2 separate regions of the Homo sapiens genome follow, and region 2 is linked to region 1. The links are chromatin contacts, found by Hi-C or POLR2A ChIA-PET in ENCODE. All regions are on one chromosome and are shown on one strand. The core of a region is the stretch at or near the end of the contact, and the rest is flanking DNA. Distances in the headings are between cores, read along the strand shown.

What was found. A loop is a pair of places that touch in the nucleus more often than their neighbours do. ChIA-PET counts read pairs that join two places held with the same protein, here RNA polymerase II (POLR2A). Pooled maps may share reads with other maps.
Region 2: a pooled map shows a loop between it and region 1 (3-fold over the local background). The contact joins two enhancer-like sites. A Hi-C loop is called at or near these places in 3 of 168 maps with a recorded cell type or tissue (B cell, ascending aorta and mammary epithelial cell) and 9 of 50 pooled maps. POLR2A ChIA-PET finds 5 or more read pairs at or near these places in 1 of 52 experiments (MCF 10A).

Annotation. Positions count from the first base shown.
Region 1 is chr4:3,371,510-3,374,690 of GRCh38, reverse strand. All of the region lies in intron 3 of RGS12 (regulator of G protein signaling 12), which reads right to left. Among named protein-coding and RNA genes, the nearest start is that of HGFAC, 69 kb to the left of the region's middle. RefSeq lists enhancers at 1,704-1,753, 961-1,889. Within about 2 kb of position 1,671, at least 7 of the 41 ENCODE cell types and tissues checked have a DNase peak (open chromatin) inside an H3K27ac peak, as active enhancers do.
Region 2 is chr4:3,478,750-3,481,976 of GRCh38, reverse strand. All of the region lies in intron 4 of DOK7 (docking protein 7), which reads right to left. All of the region lies in intron 1 of LOC105374355 (vegetative cell wall protein gp1-like), which reads left to right. Among named protein-coding and RNA genes, the nearest start is that of DOK7, 17 kb to the right of the region's middle. RefSeq lists enhancers at 1-258, 259-1,226, 1,446-2,037. Within about 2 kb of position 1,261, at least 7 of the 41 ENCODE cell types and tissues checked have a DNase peak (open chromatin) inside an H3K27ac peak, as active enhancers do.

The sequences.
Region 1 (3,181 bases), core at 422-2,921:
TTTTGAAGGCCGAGCCCAGGAGCTTGCTGACGTGGAGTATCAGAGGGTGTGGGCTCAAGCAGAAGGGACAGGGACATCCCTTCCTGAGATGTGGCAGACTGAGGGAGGGGTACACTGGAGGCGAGGGGAGAATCCAAGTCTTGTTTGGTACTTAAGTCTGAGGGGCCTCCTGGATGTCCGAGGAGAGACGGTGAGAAGATGTGGACCTGTCACTGAGACCGGGGCCCAGGGCAGAAGTGTCTGCTGCAGGGCCAGGCTGGGAGGGCAGCATGCGAGGGACGAATCGAGCCTGTCGTGGAAGGTGGTGGCGGAAGGAGACCGGTCCCCGCCCAGCCTAGGCCTCCCCCGTGAAGACCTGACAGTGGTGAAAAGCCAGTGGAGTCGGAGGAGAGGAGGGGAACCCGGAGGGCGCTGCTGCAGAAGCCCAAGGCAAGCTGGCCCAGCACTCGGAGCTCGGCAGCTCCTGCTGTCTGCGGAGGGCCGGGGTCCCTGCATCATGCGTAGGATGGCAAGCGTTGCAAGGAACCTCAACCAGCCTCCACATCCGCCCAACGGAGACAGGGATGCCTGCGTTCACAGAGCCGCGTGGGACATGGTAGGAGAAGGTGCTGAGTGCTCAAGGGCCTCGCCAAGCGGGCTCGCTGCCTTCCTCCTCAGGACCCAGGGGAAAGGGCTGGGGGTTTTTGGCCCGAGAAGGATACACCTCTGACTATGTAACATGGACGGACAGCTTACAGCACAAGGTGTCCAATTTCTTAATGAAAAGAAGGGGGAAGAGGTGAAAATAGAAATGTATTAAAACAGTTTTTCTCAAATATACTTGGATCTTTCCTTATATAGATGACGAGACTCAGAGTGTCAGAAAACGAGAGAAGAATCTGCAACCAGCATCTGAAGTGGGACGCGCTGATGCTCGCCGGCACAGACTCCAGGCCCTCCTGCACCAGGCTCAGGGCAACAGAGGTCTGGGGCGAAAGGTAAGCTGACCGATACAGCAGGACACAGGCGGGCAGAGGCCAGGCACACGGCCACAGCACACAGGGTGTGCACGCCCTGCGATCCCAGCACCAGTCAGCACTGCACTTCGGGGTCCCAAAGGAGCATGGGCACACGAGGGCCATTTAAGAGACGCGGTCAGTGACACTGATGAGAGAGACTGGGTTAATCCAGGCTGGAAAAGAGACACGGTGAAATGCGAACACCTTCCCGGATGGCCCACCAAGCTCATGCTACAGAGACTCAGAAATGACCCAGCAGAGGTGTCCACAGACACGTCAGCCCAGGCACGCCCCCGAAACCCTCTTGTGTCCTGCGGCGGCCATCAGCCATGCACCACTGCCACCAGCCTCAGGCCCTAACACAACCTGGTCCCGCAGGGGCTGGGACTCTCTGTCGGGGGACCCTGGAGCCTGGCCCAGCCGGCCCGCCCGTGGTAGACTCGCGAGGGAAGAGTGAAGGTTCCAGTCAAATGGCATGGGGCCCAAGGCTGCAGCCAGAGTGACTGCTGCGTGTCGCCAGCAGCCACCGCCCCCTCGTGACCACACTCCGTCTTCCTCATTATCCTTTCACTTCCCCAGGCTCCAACACGGGTCCTGCCCTCTGCCCTGCATGAGCGTCTGTCTGCCTCGAGCCTCGCTGCCAGGTCTCACCGCATCCTCTGTGTGACCGCAGCCACGCCGGGCCGCAGACTGCACCAGCTCCCACGCCTCCTCCCTCCTGCCCTTCCTCAGCGACCATGGCCTCCACACTGCCTACAAGAGAATATTCCACGTTTTTAAACAGTGCAACCCTTTTTAAAGATTTTTAAAATATTAAACAGAACGTCAATGCCTGAAGGGGAGAGAAGCCCTGTGGTCTCTAGAAAGTTCTTTCTGTCACGCTCTGGCAGCCTGAAGACAACCCCGTGCTGAGAGAAATGAAGACAAATCTACACCGCACCTCATGTGCTCCCAAGTCTCTAAAGGGCTTTGCCTTGAGAAACAAAGTTTCTGCCAAGTGTCTGACACTGCAGAACTTCTTCTCATGAAGGAAAGAAAGGACACCCTGAGACGTCACAAAACCACACCCTGATGGCCGCCGCCACCTCCATGCCGGCCACACAGGGCACACCTGGGGGGGCCAGCGTGGATGCACCCGAGGCGGCCTCTGACAGCTGAGGACTAAAGTCAAACCCCTAGCTCGAGCACAGGGGGAACATCGGGGAAGCCAACAGCTCGGGCGGCTCCGCGACAACTGTCATGCTTGTCCAGCCGTGCGCCAGCAGGGCCTTCACCTGGGCACTCACTTGCAGTGGGGACTTGTTCCCACAACTCACAGGAGAGGTGGAACTGCCCCGGAAAGTCCCACCCAGGACCCTGTGACAGCCACAGGCTGGCTGAACGGCCGCTGCCTGCCAGGGAGGCTCAAGCTGGGCTGCCCAGGGCTGCAGCAGCCCCCCAGCCCAGAGCGGCCACCCCACAGCAGGGCACCCTGGGAGGGGTGCGCAGACAGACCACAAGGGCTCTCTTCCTCCAGGCAATTCCTATTTCTTTGGGGCTGGGGTCTCCGTGCCTCCTCTCAGCATCTAACTAGTGTCAGAGCCTGCAACACCTGACGCCACATGGTTTATGAAACAGGATGAGGTGCCCCGATTAGGTGACAGGCACGGGCATCTTCCCGGCCTGCCAAAGCCAGGGAACCAGGCATCGACTGATCTGGCCAGCCAGAGCCTCCATTCTCTCCAAGTGGAAATCCCGGCAGCTCCCCCGCGTGCTCTTTGAATGGAGTCGGGCAACAGCTCCTAGAAAGGCGGGGGCATCCTCCCCCTCAAGATGAGGGGAGCTGGAGACACACGGAACTCCAAAAGAGCGCTGCTGCGGACACGGACGGCGGCACCCCAGCATTCCCTGACCCTCCCATTTTTTAGAACAACTACCTGAAGCTTAGAAGGAGAAGCAATTCTGCCGACCCCAGAGGCTTTCCAGCCCCTCGTCTGCTGGCCAGGACCCAGCCAGGCAGAGCTGCAGCAGAGACGCCCACCCACCCGCTGTGCCTCTGACTGCGAGAGGGGGAGCCGCTCACTTCTGATGCCTGACGACCACATCAGCCAGATTCCAATACACTCCCGTGAACAACTTATCTGCCAGTGTAAGCATTTGCAAGAGCTTCAAAAGGAAGTCCAAATCATGTAAACAGATACTTA
Region 2 (3,227 bases), core at 12-2,511, 110 kb before region 1:
CGGCGCCAACTCTGGACAGAGGCTGGGGTTGCTGAGCGGCAGGCAAACCTCACCCACGTTACAGACGCACCTGCTTCCTGAGAAACACGTCTCCAGTGAAAAAGCTGTTGCACTAACTCCAGGACTCACCGGCTTGAGAAAGAAAATGCTCCTCCACGCAGACATTTAATGAGCCAATTAGATCTAAGATGGTTTCCATCTGAATATTCTTGAGTGCCCTCGTGGCTGCCCCTTGATGTCAGAATCTTAAGTGCTCATAATCCCAGCTCCTCAGAGAACAAACATCGGGGTGACCAGGGTGTCCTGGATGGCTCATGCCAGGTAGGCATGGGCAGGACTGAGAAGTCTTGATAACATGACCCTCAGCCCTCTCCATCCCCCAAGGTGGCAGCTTCTTGTACACTTGGGAGTGGCCCCACCTAGTGGGTCTCGGGTGGAGGAAGGCCTGGAGCCTGGCAGTGGGTGTTGGCTCCCACCCCTCCTCTGCCCTCCTGAAGCAGCCCCAGTCCAGGGGCACCACTCTAGAAGGCCCCCCCTTCCCGGGCCGGCCCTCCTCCCCTTGTCCATCACCACCTTGTTAACATTCCTGCAATCCACAGGGTTCCCATCCCCCAACCAGGCAGCTGCTGCCTGGGGCAGCCTCGCCCTCCATCTTCTGGACCTCAATCAGAACCTTCTCTGGCCCCTGCCAGCCTCTTCCTCCAAGCTCATCTGCACCCCGGGGTCAACATTAGCATATAAAACACTCCCCATGCTCAAGCACCTTCAATGGCTCCCTGCTGCTCCGAGACAATGGTGCAAACAAACACTGGTCCAATTAGCCAGCTCTCTACAACCCAGCCCTGTCTCCTCCTCCTCCTCCACCCTCACGCCTCCTATCCCCCCCAACAGGGCTCCTACACAGCCCTTCGGGACACCCATTCGTGCTCAAAGATGTCTGAAGTGCCCTTTTCACCCCCCTCCACCCCTTACCCTCTGACAGCTGAGCTAACTCCTATTCACCCTGCAGAAGTCCCCTGAGGCTCGCCCCTCCAGAGAGCTTCCCCGCAGTGCCCCCAGCCTGGGGTCTGTGCCCCTCCTGGCTCCCCTCGCACCCTCTGAGGACTGAAAATGCCTCACTCAGTCTCACGCAGCCTCTGAGGCCGGACCGTCTGATCCCTAGGCCCAGCGCCCGGCAATGAGAAACTGCTGAAGGCGCTCCCTGCTGCCTGACAGAGGCCAGGGTTCCAGCCAGCTCTGTCCAGGCTGCCCCCGCAGGCTGCAGTGGCCAAAGGTGGCCGGCAGGGGGCTCTCCAGAGCTGGGCAGATGCCGCGTTCATGTAGCAAGAGCCTCCTAGTTCAGGTTTTCATTCTTTACTCTTCTTTTTTTGAGACAGAGCCTGGCTCTGTTGCCTTGGCTGGACTGCAATGGCGGGATCTCAGCTCACTGCAACCTCCAACTCCCAGGTTCAAGTGATTTTCCCACCTCAGCCTCTGGAGTAGCTGGGATTACAGGCACCTGCTACCACACCTGCCTAATTTTTGTATTTTTAGTAGAGATGGGGTTTCACCATGTTGACCAGGCTGATCTCGAACTCCTGACCTCAGGTGATCCTCCCACCTCCGCCTCCCAAAGTGCTGGGATTACAGACATGAGCCACTGTGCCTGGCCACATTCTTAATCATTTTTAAAAGTCAAAATGAGTTTCAAATGCTCCGGGCGGCCCCCAGAGGCTGGGCAAAGAGGCAGATATGGTCCTTGGACTGGACCCAGCTGGAGAGAGCAGGTAAGGGGGGAAAAAGGGGGCACCTCCAAAAGCTTCCATTCACCCTCAAGGCCCAGCTCAAACGTCCCCCTGCGCCTCCAAAGCCCTCCCTTCCTAGGCTCTGGGTGGGCTCACCCTCTCTGGGGCCCACCACCGTCTGTGCTGCAAGCTGAGCCTGTCCCAGGGCGAGTGGCCCTCTCTGCATCACTCTCCACCACGCACAGTCCATCCCCGAAGGCGGGGCCCAGTCACTTGCCCGTGTGTGAGGCTGGAGCCTGCAGACCTGAGCTGTCCACAGACCGTCGCCTGCCATGTGCCAAGTGCGCTCGGGCCAAGCTCCAGGAGTCCACACTACAGGCCCGTGACCAACAGAGACGGGGAATTGGGCCACACTGGGGACCCGGGGGTTGCTGTCACCAAGCCACCTCCTGTCCCATTCTGAACAGGCAGCTGTCCACAGAGAGACCTCTGCCCCCCAGGCACCAAGACCAGCCAGGCCTGTCTCCACCCGACCCCCACCAGGGCCCCCGTGATGCACAGCCACGCCCAGTGTCTCAGGATGAGTGAGGCGCAGCCATCGCCTTGGGCCAGGGTCACCCTCTCTGCTCTCTGCAGAGCTGGCTGTGGCGGGGCCAAGTGAGGCGGTTCTGGGGATCGGGGGCCAGGCTAGGACCTGTCCCTGGGGAAGGAGGGAATGTGGATTTCCTACACCCAAGAACTTCCAGGGCCTTCCCACGACTCCAGCCCAGCTGTGACCTCCAGACTGAATGTGACGACACCCACAGACTTATTGGGATTCAGATTCTGGATATTTCTCCGTCCCAGTGGCCCCAGTTGTCGGCCAAATGGTGGCCCACAAAATGTGTTCACATACCAGGGCCTGTGAACAGGAGCCTCTGCGGATGGAATTGATGGTCTCGGGATGGGGTCACCCTGGGTCATCCAGGTGGGCCCTAAGTCCACAGACTGCAAGAGACTGAAGAGGAGGCTCACGCAGGAGCCAGCAGGCGCAGGGACTGGAGTGGCACAGCCACGAGCCGAGGCCGCCGGGGCCACCAGCGGCTGGAAGGGGCAGGAAGGACCTTCCCATGGGTCCTCCCCAAGAGCTTTTGGAAAAAGCCAACCCTGAGGACCCCTTGATTTGGGGTTTCTGGCCTCCAGGCTGCAGAAGGAACCCGTTCTGGACACTTGGCCCTCTCTTGGGGGTCATCTGCTACAGAAGCCCCAGGAAGCTGATGCCGCTGCCCCTGGACCACCCGAGTTGCCGGCTCCCTCCCGCAGGAGGCCCCAGGCTGCCCACACGTGCCGCAGACTCCCCGTCCCTCCAGCCAGACGGCCTGCACTCAGTGCTGCGTTGAGAACACCACCGCTTGGCCGAGTCTAAGACCCAGCCTAAACCACCCAGGGTGGTGGCCACGCCTGTCTCCAGGAGGATACAGCCCAGCAGGGCCTGCTGGGGACAGGGATGGGTGGCTCGGCCAA